Regions from separate parts of the Homo sapiens genome. Here all the other regions are linked to region 1. A link is a contact called in ENCODE Hi-C data. All regions are on one chromosome and are shown on one strand. The core of a region is the stretch at or near the end of the contact, and the rest is flanking DNA. Distances in the headings are between cores, read along the strand shown.

Evidence for each region. A loop is a pair of places that touch in the nucleus more often than their neighbours do. Pooled maps may share reads with other maps.
Region 2: a pooled map shows a loop between it and region 1 (20-fold over the local background). The contact joins the promoter of CASC2 here to the promoter of BCCIP in region 1. A Hi-C loop is called at or near these places in 5 of 50 pooled maps.
Region 3: a loop to region 1 is called in a map of B cell, with 15 times the contacts of the local background. The contact joins the promoter of FAM204A here to the promoter of BCCIP in region 1. A Hi-C loop is called at or near these places in 2 of 168 maps with a recorded cell type or tissue (B cell and CD4-positive, alpha-beta T cell) and 6 of 50 pooled maps.
Region 4: a loop to region 1 is called in a map of naive thymus-derived CD4-positive, alpha-beta T cell, with 26 times the contacts of the local background. The contact joins the promoter of INPP5A here to the promoter of BCCIP in region 1. A Hi-C loop is called at or near these places in 1 of 168 maps with a recorded cell type or tissue (naive thymus-derived CD4-positive, alpha-beta T cell), 1 of 37 single-sample maps with no recorded cell type and 6 of 50 pooled maps.
Region 5: a map of naive thymus-derived CD4-positive, alpha-beta T cell shows a loop between it and region 1 (18-fold over the local background). The contact joins the promoter of PPP2R2D here to the promoter of BCCIP in region 1. A Hi-C loop is called at or near these places in 1 of 168 maps with a recorded cell type or tissue (naive thymus-derived CD4-positive, alpha-beta T cell), 1 of 37 single-sample maps with no recorded cell type and 10 of 50 pooled maps.

Annotation. Positions count from the first base shown.
Region 1 is chr10:125,822,061-125,824,974 of GRCh38, reverse strand. BCCIP (BRCA2 and CDKN1A interacting protein) reads right to left here and starts at 1,429. Exons shown (of 7, transcript NM_078468.3): 1 at 1,253-1,429. The coding sequence starts at 1,417. UROS (uroporphyrinogen III synthase) reads left to right here and starts at 1,717. Exons shown (of 10, transcript NM_000375.3): 1 at 1,717-1,946. RefSeq lists silencers at 665-884, 1,641-2,070 and enhancers at 1,361-1,560, 1,104-1,789.
Region 2 is chr10:118,045,312-118,048,225 of GRCh38, reverse strand. CASC2 (cancer susceptibility 2) reads right to left here and starts at 1,405. Exons shown (of 4, transcript NR_026940.1): 1 at 1,123-1,405. It overlaps RAB11FIP2 (RAB11 family interacting protein 2), which reads left to right and starts at 1,285. Exons shown (of 5, transcript NM_014904.3): 1 at 1,285-2,415. The coding sequence starts at 2,063. RefSeq lists a silencer at 1,358-1,847.
Region 3 is chr10:118,340,770-118,343,683 of GRCh38, reverse strand. It overlaps FAM204A (family with sequence similarity 204 member A), which reads left to right and starts at 1,360. Exons shown (of 9, transcript NM_022063.3): 1 at 1,360-1,414; 2 at 1,757-1,957. RefSeq lists enhancers at 1,200-1,419, 1,056-1,555.
Region 4 is chr10:132,536,279-132,539,192 of GRCh38, reverse strand. INPP5A (inositol polyphosphate-5-phosphatase A) reads right to left here and starts at 1,406. Exons shown (of 16, transcript NM_005539.5): 1 at 1,022-1,406. The coding sequence starts at 1,096. LOC107984282 (a long non-coding RNA gene) reads left to right here and starts at 2,270. Exons shown (of 4, transcript NR_158224.1): 1 at 2,270-2,467. RefSeq lists an enhancer at 456-505 and a silencer at 1,286-2,385.
Region 5 is chr10:131,899,594-131,902,507 of GRCh38, reverse strand. PPP2R2D (protein phosphatase 2 regulatory subunit Bdelta) reads right to left here and starts at 1,500. Exons shown (of 9, transcript NM_018461.5): 1 at 1,353-1,500; 2 at 1,178-1,270. The coding sequence starts at 1,359. RefSeq lists silencers at 691-740, 921-1,320, 1,391-1,900 and an enhancer at 2,141-2,240.

The sequences.
Region 1 (2,914 bases), core at 180-2,679:
TCACCTCTAATCCTGCATCCATGCTTCTCTCCATGCTCCCCTCCATGCTCATCATGACTCATGATTACCTCTCTGATTTTATTTCCTATCACTCTCTCTTCCTTATTCTGATCCAGCCATCTAGGCTGCCTTTCCGTCCCTCAATTGTGAAGACTCTTGATTTTCTTGTAAATGAACTAGAAAGCCAATGCAGCAATCTAAGCAGAGGCCTGAGATCAGACCTATAAGATCTCTCTGACTGTAAGTGGAGTATAGACTGATTGTAGGGGAACAAAAATGGAGAAAAGAACGCCGGTTAAAAGCTGTTACATTAAATAGTAGTCCAGGCAAGAGATGATAGAGGTGTGGACTACGATGGTCTCAGAATTAGTGCTGAGAAATGTCTGGATAACAGGATTTACTGATGGGCTGGATATAGGATGAGGAAAGGGAGGAATTAAAGTTAAGCCCCAGGTTTTGGGTTAGAGCAGCTGGTGACTTTAGGGGCCATTTATAGAAATGGTGACGATTAAGAGAGGGGCATGAATTATTATACAAATTCTGCTTTGGACAAGTTAAGGCTGAGGTATCTATTTAAACATTCAGTAGGCTGAAGGATCATTCAGTCCTAATTGTTTACTAAACAAATAATAAGTACCTATATTGCCAGGCACTACGGTAGGACCTAGTCTGAAGAAAGGAACACAGTTCTATGAGACTATGAAACCAAAGATTTACCCACGACTTGGTCAGCTGCCCCAGGAGCCAGAAAATACAGCCTAGCTGAGATCTGAAGAAGGAAGGGAAAACTGCAGGATAAAGAAGAGCATTTGAAAAGGCTTCTACGGTAGAACGCGGCAAGAGCCTTCAAGAAACTGAGGGCCCAAGTGAGTGCCGCCCGCAGAGTGAAGAGGAGGACAGCTGCTGCCCCGAGGGGAGAGGGCCCCCTCTGCGAGCCCGGGGTGGCCGATTCAGGATCTGAGGCTTCAGCCTGAGAACTAAAGAGGACGAGAAGAACACACCTGTTGTGGCGGGCTTTTTCGGGGAGGACGCGGGTTGGGAGATTAACTGGACCGGACTAGACCTTTAAAAAATAACTACTATGGCTGCAGTGTGTTAAAGACCGAGGAGAAACCTGAGAAAGAACTTATCTCCAGTTTCTCCTCACAGACCCTCAGGGTCAGGGAAGACCCTACACTATTTTTACACAGCCTGGGCTTGCCAAAAAGTTTTTCTCAGGTATAAACCAACTAGGGGAGCGTGTCCTTCTCACCTCGTCAATGACCTCGTCCTCTTCATCCTTTTCCTTGTCACTGTCATCATCGTCTTCATCCTCATTTTCGACTTCTTTTTCCTCTTCCTCGTCGCGCTGGACTGGGGGATCCGGCGGCTGCGGAACCCCACTTTCCACGGCACGCCGCTTAGACCTGGACGCCATGTTGCCGCTCACACTGCGCCTGCGCAGCTTCCCCTTGCCTGACCTTCCGGACCAGCCCATAGTAGCCAAGGGGGTGAGGAACTACGAAGAAGCTCGGCGCTGAGTGCACGTCAACCCCAATGCCCCTGCTGGATTCCGCAGCCATGACCCCTTACAGTCACGTCCAGCTTGCGGTCCCATCTTGCTTTTTTCTTCCGCTTTCCACCCTCCATCACTCCTCCCAAAGCTTCCCCTCCCCTTCCCGTAGTGGTTCAACCCATCTAACCTCTGGCCTCATTCCGTGGCCTGGATGGCGGTGCGCATGCGCGAGCGCCTAGCTGCGCGCAGCCACCCACGCGACCCCAGTCTGAGGTGCGGGGTCCTGGGGCCCGGCGCGGGTGGCCGCCGCGGCCCCTCGGGCTGCGTGGGGAGGGGGCTTCCGCCCCTGTTGTCATTGCTCCTGCAGCCTTTTCGCTGGGACTGCGCGACACCGCCCCCCGACCGGGTGCCCGCTGTGTGCCAGGCCGGGTGCTGGGCACGGTCCCGCGAGGTAGGTGTCGCCGCCCGCTGTACCGGTACGGACGCCGAAGCCCGCGGGCGTGCAGGGGCCCGGCCCCGGGCGGTGTGTGACACAGTGGGGCCAGGGCCCCGAGGCTTCCGCGGACCTGGGCCTGCCCAGGCGGGGATGTCCGCTGCCGCTACCGCTGCGCCGGTGACGGAAGGCGCCTGCCCAGCCTACCCTCGCCGAGCTTCTGGAGCGCATTTCTTGACCTAAAAGTTTTTTTAAAGCCGGCACCGCAGTTAAAAATGCTTCGGCGGGGGGCCGGGCCCGGTGTCTCGCGCCTGTAATCCCAGCACTTAGGGAGGTCAAAGCGGGTGGATCACCAGAGGTCAGGAGTTCGAGACCAGCCTGGCCAACATGGCAAAACCTCATCTCTGCTAAAAGTACAAAAATTAGCCGGGCGTGGTGGCGGACACCTGTAATCCCAGCACTTTGGGAGGCCGAGATGGGTGGATCACTTGAGGTCAGGAGTTCGAGACCAGCCTGCCCAACATGGCGAAATCCCATCTCTACTAAAAATACAAAAACTAGCCAGGTGTGGTGGTGCGCGCCTGTAGTCCCAGCTACTCAGGAGGCTAAGGCAGGAGAATCGCATGCCCCCAGGAGACGGAGGTTGCAGTGAGCCGAGATCGCGCCACCGCACTCCACACTCCAGCCTGGGCGACAGAGGTAGACCCTATCTAAAAAAAAAAAAAAATGCTTCGGGGCCAGTGGGGTAGTCTAGGTTAAAGACCCGAGCCTATTTGGAGAGAAGAGTGGAGGGGACTGCGGCCAACTGCAGAGCGAGCGCCAGCCCCTGTGGCAGGTGGGGATGCAGCCTGGGGCAGCCAGGTCTTCCCATTGCGAGAGAAACAGGGTTCATCAGCTTTCTAGGAATAAGATCTGCGGTTCTCAATTGATTTTTCTCTGTAAAATGAGGGGGGTGGGTTGGATATGTTTGATTCTAGGAATGGTGT
Region 2 (2,914 bases), core at 156-2,655, 7.8 Mb after region 1:
TGAAATTCCACCATTGACTGTTCCAACGTACTGTTTAAAAATCCCTAAGAATATTTTTCTTTAAAGTTGACAACTGTGCACTCTGGGATCCAGATGCTATATTCGCAGTACGATGATTTTGTTCTGTTTTCCACACATGGCCTTTTCATACACTGTCTCCCAGGGATGAAAAATTCTGCCTTGAATGAGAAGTTTTAAACCTTGCTTGAAAATAATAAACACGATACTTTACATGTTTATGGCCATTTAAGTTAAAAAAACGTGCATTTACATGTATCATATTGTTTTACTCTCAAAATTAGTCTTGTAAAGGGAAAAAAGGCATTAAGTAATTCAGTAAATTGTCTGCTGCATGCTAGCCACTATGAAGGGACTGCATGATAGACAAGGCAGTCCCAAAACTTAGAATTTCCTTGGGAAGGTAAGACACGAACAGAATTAACAGCAATGGGGTGGTACATAAGCGTCTCTTCCAATTGAGAAATAGAGGGGCAAAAGGAGATTTATGTGCCGCATTGTGCTAGGAAAGGCACATGTATTATCCCCTGAAACTCGAAACCCGTGTTTGGGGCATGGTCTCCACATGATTTGCACAGTCCACCACAGTGTGAGTCCCCACGGGGGTCCTTTTGACGTCGAGCCCATAGAGTCGTGATGGAGTCTTAGACATGAGGTAGAACTGGCTTTTTTACTCGTGAAAACACTGAGGCTCATGGAGGTGAAATGACTCGGCCAAGGTCACACACACTGATAGCGGCAGAGGCGCGGCCGGAACCAGGTCTTCTGATGCCAGCCCAGTGCCTCCCTACATCTCTACTCCCTGTGGAAACTATTTGCTTCCCTATCGCCCTTCGTCTGGGTGGGGGATGTCATTTTCAGTCAATTTACGGACTTTTCAAAAAGAGAAGGGTGGATAGGAGATTGGAGAAAAGTTTCCTTTCGGTCAGTGAAGAGGCCTGATTCGTTCCAACACCATTTATGGACCTGCTCCTGCCAGGCACTGGGCATCCAGGACACAGCGAACACAGATCCCCTGCCCTCAAAGACGCCCTAGTTAGGGGCGTCTCCGGGTCTTTGATGACCTCCTCTCACGAGCGGTCCCCAGCCCTCCCCAGGGCTCACCTGCCGGCCTCTGCAGGTACCCACGTCCCTAGGACCCGCCACTGGGCCAGGCCCAAGCAGCATCAAGCCCCGGGTCCCCGCCATTGCGCCCGCGTCGCGCGCCTCCAGTCGCCACGGCAACCAGGGAGGTGCTGACCCCTGACCTCGAGGCCCCGCCCCTTCACGTTCCCGAGACCAACATGGAGAAGGCCAACCCGGAAGTGCCGCCGCAGCCGCCCGCCCGGTGTTAGGAGCCGCCGGCCGGGCCAGGCCGAACCAAGCGCCCGCAGCCCTGCAGCCCGCTGCCCGCCCCACGTCCCGCCGGCGCCGGGGCGGCCGCGTTCCCCGCCCTCCCCCACTCCACCCCTGGCTACCCGCTCCCGCCCGAGAGGAGGAGCTGAGGCGAGGGGGAGGAGGAGGAGGGAGAGGTTTGCGAGAGGGAGCGAGGCCGCGTTAGCCGCCGGCGGTTCGTATTACCGGGGTCGGGAGGAGGAGCCGGGCCGAGCCTGCGGACGAACGCCGGGCGGGCGGGAGGCGCGGAGGCAGCGGAGGCTGCTCGGCCGCAAGGAGGCAGGCGGGAGGCCAGGGGTGCAGAATTGGGGCGGGGGCTCCCTTCACCCCCGCAGCCCTCCGCCCGGGTCCGTGTGGCCAGGCCTCACGTGCCCCGCAGGCCTGGGGAAGGTGGAGACAGGGGCGGGGGTCCGCGCAGAGGCCTGCACGGCGCGGCCAGGTGATGGTGGGCCTCTGTGTTTCTCCAGACGAAAGGGGACCCCCGGAGCGGCCGTGCCCCTGGGCTGCCCCCGCGAGGCGTTTTGACATCAGCCATAGGGAAGTCGGGGAGCCCTGAGCCTGCCTGTTTCCGTTAAGTGTCCTTAGGATGCAGTGATTAAGGAATTAGGCTCTCCCTCCGGGAGGGGCACTGCCTGTGCTAGGGAACTCGGGGGCAGAGAAACAGGACAGGATGATGCTGTCCGAGCAAGCCCAAAAGTGGTTTCCAACCCACGTGCAGGTCACAGTGCTCCAAGCCAAAGATCTGAAGCCAAAAGGCAAAAGTGGTACCAATGACACATACACTATAATTCAGCTGGGCAAGGAAAAGTACTCCACCTCTGTAGCTGAGAAAACCCTTGAGCCAGTTTGGAAGGAGGAGGCCTCTTTCGAGCTACCTGGATTGCTAATTCAGGGAAGTCCAGAGAAATACATTCTTTTCCTTATAGTTATGCACAGGTCCCTGGTGGGTCTGGATAAATTTTTAGGGCAGGTGGCAATCAATCTCAATGACATCTTTGAGGACAAACAAAGAAGGAAAACAGAGTAAGTTATGTAATTTATTTTGAATTTGGGGGAGTTTATATCTTATTTATGGTTTTTCTGTTCTTGGAAATTATCCGTATACTTCGGGCGTTGGTTTTTGGATTGAAATATGATCCAGTTTTAAGCACCATATTTGCATGAATCTGAAGTAAAAGTAGCACTCGTGATGAAATATTTTTTAAATGGAATCATTAATGATCCCTTATTCTTTCTGTTAAACATCTGTCAAATAATTGAATATTTTGTGGTGGATTTTAAGTAAGTTAACATTGTTTCAGTATGAGGACTGGATCACAGTATTGACCAACTAGAACTTCATATAAATTGTTATGGATTTTAAACCTTACAATTATCAATGAAATGGAAGATGAGAAATTAAATCTGGCAATGTAATGTTGATGTGTCGCACTTTGTAGCTGTCAAAAGATAAATCACCAGATTTAGAACTCAGTATTTCGTTTCAGCGTTATAAACACAGCTTTTATTTTAGCTCAGCCAT
Region 3 (2,914 bases), core at 111-2,610, 7.5 Mb after region 1:
AGATGTTGGAGGTGAGGTGGTTTAGTGGATAGTTAATAGGCTTAACCATCTGTTGATGTGAAATTGAGATATATTACTGAGTGCAATGCAAAATTTTATACACATTTAGCTTGCTTTGAAGAAAGACATTATTGGTAATGTTAACAGCAAAAAACAGCTGAGATTGAAAATTAGCGTGGGCTAGGTAACATGTTAAAGTCTTTATGTGTACAGTAGCCTCCCTTATCCGCAGGGAATACCTTCCAAGACTCCCCGGTAGATGCCTGAATCCTGGAATAATGGCGAACCCCACATATAGTTTTTCAATCTGATAACCAAGATGGCTACTAAGTGACTAAGAACCTGGTAGCCTAACAGCATGCATGGACAAAGCGATGATTCACACTGCAGATTTCATCAGGATATCCAGAATGGGCTTGCAATGAAACATTTGAATTGCTTATTTCTGGAATTTTTTACTTAATGTGTTTGGACCTTGGTTGACCCCAGGTAACTGAAATCAGGCTAAGAGAAGCCACAGATGAGGGAAGCCTACTGTATTTTCTTTTCTTTTCTTTTTTTGAAATAGGGTCTGGTTCTGTTGCCCAGGCTTTTCTTATATAATCATCACAAAATTAGCAAATAGGTACACTTAATGTTATTCTTATTATAAAACAGTATTTCGGAAAATGCAAATATTTCTAAAATAGCCCTATTCCCATCCCTATCCATAGGGTATTTTATCCTCTTCGCAGTGCTTTTCTCTCTCTTTTTTTTCCCCTTATTTTCTATGTTCCCCAAGCACCCCCTTCTGGGCATAACACAGTGCCTGCCACAAATAAGAAAAAAAGAAGTTCGGTAAACTTTTGGTCCAGTCAGTGAAGCACCTTGGACCCCATCACCAGACGGTAGGCGCCAAGAGAGCAAGAGTCAGCATGTTTTCTGCTAACCAGAGATTAGCACGATGCCTGGTACAAAGTAGGCGCCCAATAAATAGGTGAAGAAAGAAAAAAAATTAAAAAAAAGGAAGAGAGTGAGGGGAAAGGATGAATGAATGAAGACGTTTGCAGAGGGGCCTAGAAAGAAAGCACTCTGCAAGATTCTCCCTCCTGGTGGCATCAACTCTCAGTTCAAGGTCTATGTCAGCCCTTTCCTTGCCCAGACGCATTGGCCTACAGCAGGGAATGAAGAAAGAACAAAGTCTTTAAAAATGTTCAGAAGAAAGAGAAAACGGCAAGATAAAAGAGAGAAAAAAAAGAAAGAAAGGAACCACCTCCTTCGGGCGGACTAAAAAGGGAAGCCCCAGGAGGCCGGTTGCTAAGGCGACCCTAGGGCCAGAACGGCCCCAGCCCATTGGTTGAGACGCAGGAGCCAATGAGAAGGCGCGATGTTGACGGGGTCCTAAGATGGCTGCTGGGCGACCACTTCCTGACAGGTGAGTACGGCTTATGGAGGGTTGGTTACCCGCCGGTTCGGGCTCCGGCATGATGAGTCTGGGAGGGCCTCTTGTGGGCAGCCGAGGGAGGCGGCATGGGCGGCCTCATAGCTCCTCGGCCGAGCCTCCCGGAGCAGGCTAGAAAAGCCCCCGGCCCGGGGCCGCGGAAGCGACGGCGGGGCCGCCCTCAGCCTTCCTCGAAAGGGGCGTCGCAGCGGCCTCCCCAGCCTGTTATGTGGAGGGGGTTCTCCGTCCCACCCAGGTCAAAGTGAGAGGGGATTGAGGAGGCTGTCGATAGGGAAAACAGGCTCACGTTTACAGTTGCTGTATTCCGGAAAACAGCTCCAGTTAATGGGACTGCCAGCAGGCTAGACATCCTTCGCCGGAATGTGCAGCGCTTAGTTCTGTGCCCGGGAGGGGCTTCTCTCTCTTTTGGGATTGGAGTGTGGCATTGCCGCCAGAAAGCCTGCAGAATTCCGGGTTGTGCAGCCAAGCAGGAACGGTGTACCTTTCTAGACCCATCCTCTTGCAATCTTGGACCCTGTAAGTATTCTCACAGCGGAATCGACTTAAAATGAGCCTTGAACTGTTAACTTGGTTTATTGTCTTTCCATGCAGGATCTTGGGTCTGGGAAAATGTTTTCCAGGCCTCAAGTAAACGAACACTCTCTTTAATTAAAACAGTTGAATACATGCAAAATCTTGCTAAATAAGTAGTTTTTCTGGATTCGCTCTCAGGCCTGTAATTCAGTTGTCCTTTCTGTACCTTTTTTGAGAAAAGGAACACATTCATTTCATAAAAGTAAATAGGATATTTACGTTAATGTTGATGTTAACATGCTTGAAAATAGTAACTATTTTTAAGTCACAGACTCTGATTATGATGTAAATTACAATCTTCAGATTGTTAAATAATTGTGGCTTATAATTAGTATACAAGTGAAATTAATTTTAGATCAGACGAAGTTCAGGCTTCTGGAATTATTTCTAATCAAATACAAAATATAGGAAATAAGACAGCCTTATACGATGAAAATGGAATTTAAATTCTGGAATAGAGATGGAAAACATTTACCCATCGAGCTGCTCAAATATATCTTTTGGGTTTTGATTATAAGCAGCTGTCTGGTTGTCCAGAAAATATGACATTATTACTCAAACCTCTGACTGTGACTTTGACTTTGATGTATGCAACTTAGTATAGCATCTTGCATAGCTTTCTGTACTCAAAAAGTACAGAAAAAAATTCTTAACCAAATTTAACAAGTCTGTAATTATAGGCTAAGATCATTCTCAGCCCCAGTCGCAAATCCTTGTCCCCGCTTACAACTCTGCTCTGTAAAATTCATAATCTAAAGCCATGGGGCTATTTTTGTAAAACAAATGGATCAGAATGCATTAGGCAAGTCAGTTATCCCATCTGTAAATTGGGGGCGGGGCGGGTAGGGGAGGGGCTGATATAGATAGTAATTCCTAGTGGAAGGGTTGTTGTGAAGATTA
Region 4 (2,914 bases), core at 157-2,656, 6.7 Mb before region 1:
GCCTAGGCTCAGAGGACAGGGGCCAGGGGTGGGAGTCAAGGGTTAGGGTTTGGGAATTCTGCAGGCTCAAGGCCCAGGCTTTAAGACCAGGATTCAGGATTCAGGATTCAGGGGCAGGAGCTTGTTGGAGGAAGGGGCCAAGGATGGGATCTAGGAACCAGAGTTAGGGGCAGGGTCCAGAATTGGGTTTGGGGCCTGATTCTGGAACCAGGGTTCCAGGTTCAGGGGTCAAGGACAAGTGTTCAGGGCCATAAGCTGGGGCCTGAGGTTGAAATTCAGGGTTCAGAGTCAGGCTAGATTGGCTTTAGAGGCAAAGGGCCACAGTATGAAGGCTGGGATTCTAGGGCTAGAATTCAGTGATTGGGGAACAGGGACAGGAGGTTGGGGCCACAGCCCTGTGTCAGAAGTTCCTGGGTTAGGGTTTGTGGTTATGTTTCAGGGTTTGGGGTCCAGGGCTCAGGGACCAGAGACAGACGTTTGAGAGCAGGTTCTGTAACCAGAGTTCTGCAGTCAGGATTTGTGGTTCCAGTGACCATGGACCTGGGGTTCAGGGCCAGGGTTGGGGATGGGCATTCCAGGGCCAGGGTTCTGAGGATTCGGAAATCAGGGCTGGGGCTGGGTTTGGTGCGCACAGACCCGGTTTCTGGGGTTTGGGTTCCAGGAACTGTTAACAGGGGTTCTGACAGGGTTTTAATATTGGAGTTTCGAGGTCAGGATTTGCAGACAGGAGTTCAGAGGCAGGGTCCCAGGGTCAACGGTCAGCTGCTGGAGTCTGGAGGATGGGGTTCGGGGATTCAGGGCCCAGGTCTTCAGGTCTCGGGCTTGGGGATCAAGACAGGGGTCTGGGCTCCCAGACTTGGGAATCAGGACAGGAGTCTGGGGTCCCGGGTACAGGGATCAGAGTCTGGGGCCTCTGGGTCTGGAGGTTCACGGTCCAGGGTCCAAGGCTTGCAGTTCGGGACCCCGGGGTCAGGGTCGGGGGTTCCGGGCTTGGGGCCTGCCGCCGGCACGGGGGACTTACGTCGTCGAAGAGCGAGCCCACGTTGGCCGTGACCAGCAGCACCGCGGTGCCCGGGGCGGCCGCCTTCCCCGCCATGGTGCCCGGGCGGCGCGGGCGCTGGGCTGGGCGGCGGCGGCGGCGGCCGCTTCCTCCGGGACCGGCCGGCCGGGGTCTTCGCGGGGCCGCGGGGCGTCAGCTGCGCCGGGGGGCGGCCCCGGGGCGCATCGCGGGCTCGGCGGGTCGGCCGGGCCTGGCCGGGGCTCCGGCCTCGCGCTCGCTCGCTCGCTCGCTGCTCCGCGGCCCCGCGCCCGTCGCTCGCCGCCGCGCCTCACAGCGGCCCGCGCGCAGCCATTAGATCCGCTGGGAAAGTTCCCGCAGCCGCCGCCGACTCAGGCTGAGGGCAAGTCCCGCCCCGCGGAGCCGAGCCCGGGGCGGGGCCTGGGCGGGGCGGAGCCTGACTCGGGGTGGGGCCTGTGCGGGGTGGAGCCGGGCCTGGGGCGGAGCCTTGCTGGGGGCGGAGCCTTGAGGTGCGGAGCCTGAGTTGGGCCTAGATCTGAACAGAGTGGGGCGGGGCCTGCGGGGGGCGTGGCTTGTGCGGGACTTGGTGTCCTTGTGGAGGCGGGGCCTGCCCCGGGGCGGGGCCTCCTTTCGGGGCGGGGCCTACGCGGGGCGCTCTTGCGACCGGCGGCCTAGTACTGGTCGCTCCCGGAGGGCGCTCCTGTCAGTCAGGCCCGCAAGAACGCCGCGCCCCCGCCCCGCCCCCCGCGCCGCGGCTGCGCACAGACTCCGCCCTTCGCACTTCTATGACGTCACGGCCCTGCTCCGGCGGCGCCTCTTAAAGGGGCCCTGGGTTCCGGGCGCCGGCGGCGGGTGCGCTCTCTTGCGGCTCTGAGGGGATGTTCCAGCCCCCGCGCGGCCGCAGTCGTCCAGCCGCGTGCCGGGCGTGCGGGGGAGGGGAGCCCACCGGGGCGGCGGCAGTCGCGCCTGCAGGGGCCGGGCCACGCGCGCCCGGCTCTCCGCGCAGACGGAGCGTGGACCGTGCAGCTTCCCGGCGCGTCCACCCGGCTCCCTGGCCGCGACCTCACTCACGAGGAGCGGCTGCGGCCCAGAGAAGACGGAGGGGAGGCGGCGTGAGGCCAGGCGCATCCTGACGTCGCGGAGGGCTCCGGCCCGGGCCAGGCTGGGTCTCAGCGCGGGGCGTGCAGGGAACCCTCGCAGGGACGAAGGGGGCTCCAGGGGAGGGGGCTGGTGCGGGCCCAGGAGCGCAGAGCACGGAGGAGCAGCCGGCTCGGCGCGGGCCCCGGGGCAGCGATGCTGATCCTGGCCGCCGGAGGGGCCAGAGCATGGGCTGGACCCTGGGTCTGAGGCCGCGGGGACACAGCCGCCGTGAACCGGGACATGCCTGTAGATGGAGGAGGAGAACCACATTTGTCATCTTAAAGCTTCCAGTAGCTACATTTTTTAAAGGTAACAAGTAATAGCCAAAGTTAACAATACGTTTTACTTAACCCAATAGATAGATACATCATTCAACATGTAACCAGAATTTAACAACCTCAGTGAGATTCCTTCACAGGAAGGCTTTGCACGGGCACCTGCCTCTTGGCAGCAGCTCACAAGGCCGCTTCCAGTGCTCAGCAGCCCTGTGTGGCCAGTGGCCACCATGCGGAGCAGGCACTCCGGAGGATTTTGTGGACACAGATTTAGGGGCGGTCAGGGCCTGGCAATGGGCTCTAGCGAGGCTAGCCTCCAGCTTCTGAGTAAACCGCCAAGGCAATGCCCAATGACATCAAAAGGGGCTTGTTCTGTTCTAGGAAGACACCTGCTGCCAGGGCGGGGCGGCAGGAATGGTGCTGCAGGCTCGGGCCCCAGGCCTGTGCTGAGGCCGCATCACTGGCTTGTGTTAACACCCCC
Region 5 (2,914 bases), core at 251-2,750, 6.1 Mb before region 1:
AGTTTCACCTGCTTAATAACCTAGGCCCTGTTTGTCCCAGGGGGCGCAGAATCTCCAGATGTCCTCAGGGGTCATGTGCCAAACCAGACACTGCCAGGGAGAGGTACAGGGTAGGGAAGAGGGAGTAAAAGTTCACGGGGTTGGGGGGGCCGAGATGGAGGGAAGTGAACAGGACGTCTGACAAGGGGCTTTTAGTAACTTGAGGCAGGGAAGGTGTATTTGGTGCAAACACCAATCATTTTTAAGAAAAGGTTAAAGGTTTACAATGTTCAGTAAGATGTATGAACAACAACAAAAAAGTCACTATGACTCTGAATCTGAAATATTAATCAAACTTCTAAGACTCGACCAAGTTCTCCATTCAACGGTGAAAAAGGAAAGCTACATAGCTTTTTAACTTTAAGGTGACAGGTAAGCTTCATGGGAAGCTGGGGTGGGAGGCACTTCCCAGTTCCCTCCCACCACCCTAAAACTTTGTGCCTGGGCCAATTTGAGAGTATGATTTAAGGAAAAGACCAGTGAACTTCAAGTAATACCATGAAGTTCAAGACTAAAATCTGGAATAGAGACCTTAAAATATATCAGTAGAGAAAGTAGCAGTACCTCACAGTAAAATTCAAGGATTTTAGAACCGCAGAAAGCAGACCTTAAGAATCAGGGAGCCGAGGCAACCAGCTCGCTCAAGAGCGCACCGCCGATGAAACGCAGAGCCTGGTGGGGGCCGAGGCCCCGACCCAGCCCTAGGCGCGTTCCCAGCCTCTGGGCCATTGTGCCGCGCTGCCCGAGCGCACGATATGGACTCCGTTCCCGTCCCCGGCTCCGCCGCGGTCTCCTCAGTTCCGCCCCAGGCAGGAGGCAGCCCCGGGCTTCGGTTCCGCCCCGGGCAGGAGGCAGCCCCAGGCGCTGGGTTCGGAGGACCCGGCCGCCCGTGACCTTGGTGACTTACATAAGTCCCGCCGCGGGCCCGACGCCTCCGCCCGTGCCCCGCGGGCCGGGACAGCGGACAGAGGACGGCCGCCCCCCGATCACGGCCCCCAGCTCGGCCCCTGGCCCCTGCCCCGCCCGGCCCCCATCCTCCTGCCTGCCTTCCACGGACGCTTGGGGCCCGGAGGCCGCGCGCGGCCGGGCTGGGAGCTGTCCGCGAGGGTCCCGGGGCGGGGCGCGGCGCGGGGCTCACCTTCGGCCACGTCCTCGTCGATGGCCCCCTTGACCTGCGAGAAGCACCACTGGAAGTCGTTGCCGCCCGCGGGGCAGCCGCCGCCTCCGGCTCCTGCAAACACAACGGGGCGGTCAGGCCGGCCGCGGCCCCCGCCCGCCCCCGTGGTCCCCGCCGGCCCGCGCAGACCCCTCACCTGCCATGGCAGCCGGCGGCGGGACGGGCGGGGACCGCGGCAGACCAGGGAGACGGCCTCCGCGCCGCTGCAGCCGAGCGCTCAGCCCCGGGGCCGCCACCACCGCCGGCGCCGCCGCCGCCGCCGCCGCCGCCGGGGAGGGATTTTTTTCCCTTTTCAAAATGGCGCCCAATGCCCGTCGCCCCGCTCGATGACGTCATCGCCCTCCGCCTCCTCGGACGGGCAGCGGACGGGGCGGGCCGCGGGGGCTGCCGGGGGCGCCCAATGCGCCTGCGCCCGGCGCCGCTCGGCTGTAGGGGGGAAGGGACGCCTGGGCGACTGCGGAGGGAAGCCGGGGTCGCCGGGCGCAGGCCAGCTCCTCGGCCCTCGGCCCTAGGCCTCCCGCAGTGGTCCGGTGTGCACCCGGCGCTCCCCAGAAGACTAGCGCCGCCGGCCGCCCCTACTCTCCGGGGACTCCCGGAGAGCCTAAGCTGCGGCCGGACACGCCTTCAGGGCGCCGCTTGGCCGGACACGCCCCCATCCCGCATCGGCCAATGGAAACGTGGGTTCTCCGTGGAACCGCCAATGGAGGACGCGCTTGGCGGCGGTGGGCGGGCATGTGGGCCGGCCTCACCTGAGCGCGCCGTACCTGAGCGCTGCCTCCCGCCCACTGCCCCCGACGCGGAGTCTCGCTCTGTTCCCCGGGCTGGAGTGCGGGGGCGCGATCTCGACTCCCTAAAAGCCTCGACCTCCTGGGCTCAATCCATCCTACTGCTTCAGCCTCGGAAGTAGCTGCGAGCACAGGCACGCGCCGCCAGGCTCGCTGATTTTTAAATTTTTTGTAGAGACGGGGGTCTATGTTGCTCAGGCTGGTCTCGAACTCCTGGGCTCGAGCCATCTGCCGGCCTCGGTCTCCCAATCCTGTCCACCTCCCTTTCGGAGCGCACCGTTGCTCACCAGATGGCTACCTTAGGGGTTCTTGGAGCTCCCAGTGCAGTCTTAGGGAAACAGGGCCGATCGTTTCATTTGCGGGTGGTTTTCTCTGGCATACTGAGCGATCATGGGTGCTCCTCGACTTACAGTGGGGCTACCCTCCCCGCAAATAAGCCCTTCCTAAGTCAAAAATGCATCTAATACCCAATCTACCCGTCGTAAAGTTGAAAAATCTGAAGTCGAGCTATCATCAGGGGGACTGTCCCTATGGGATTGATGTCCGGAATCAGAACTTCTTTCAGGGTAGCTGCGGTGGGCACTGATGGTATTGCACCACTAAAAGACAGTCGCTGCAAATCAGGAACATTCGTCCACTCCATTAATATTATTTATTGACAGCTCCTGCCACGTGCGGCACACTCCACAGCCCTGGGGGTGAGAGGTTAACAGAGCAGAGAAATCTCAGCCCTGGTAGAGCTTACCTTTCAGTGGGGGAGACAGACAATAAGGAAATAAATACATAATAAGTCGGAGCTGGAGAGAAAAATCAGGGAAGAAGGAAATGTGTATGGGGAGAGTTGGAGTCTTGCACGGGGTGACTGGAGAAGACTCAAGGATAAAGAGCAAACCATGCAGACGTCTAGGAAAGC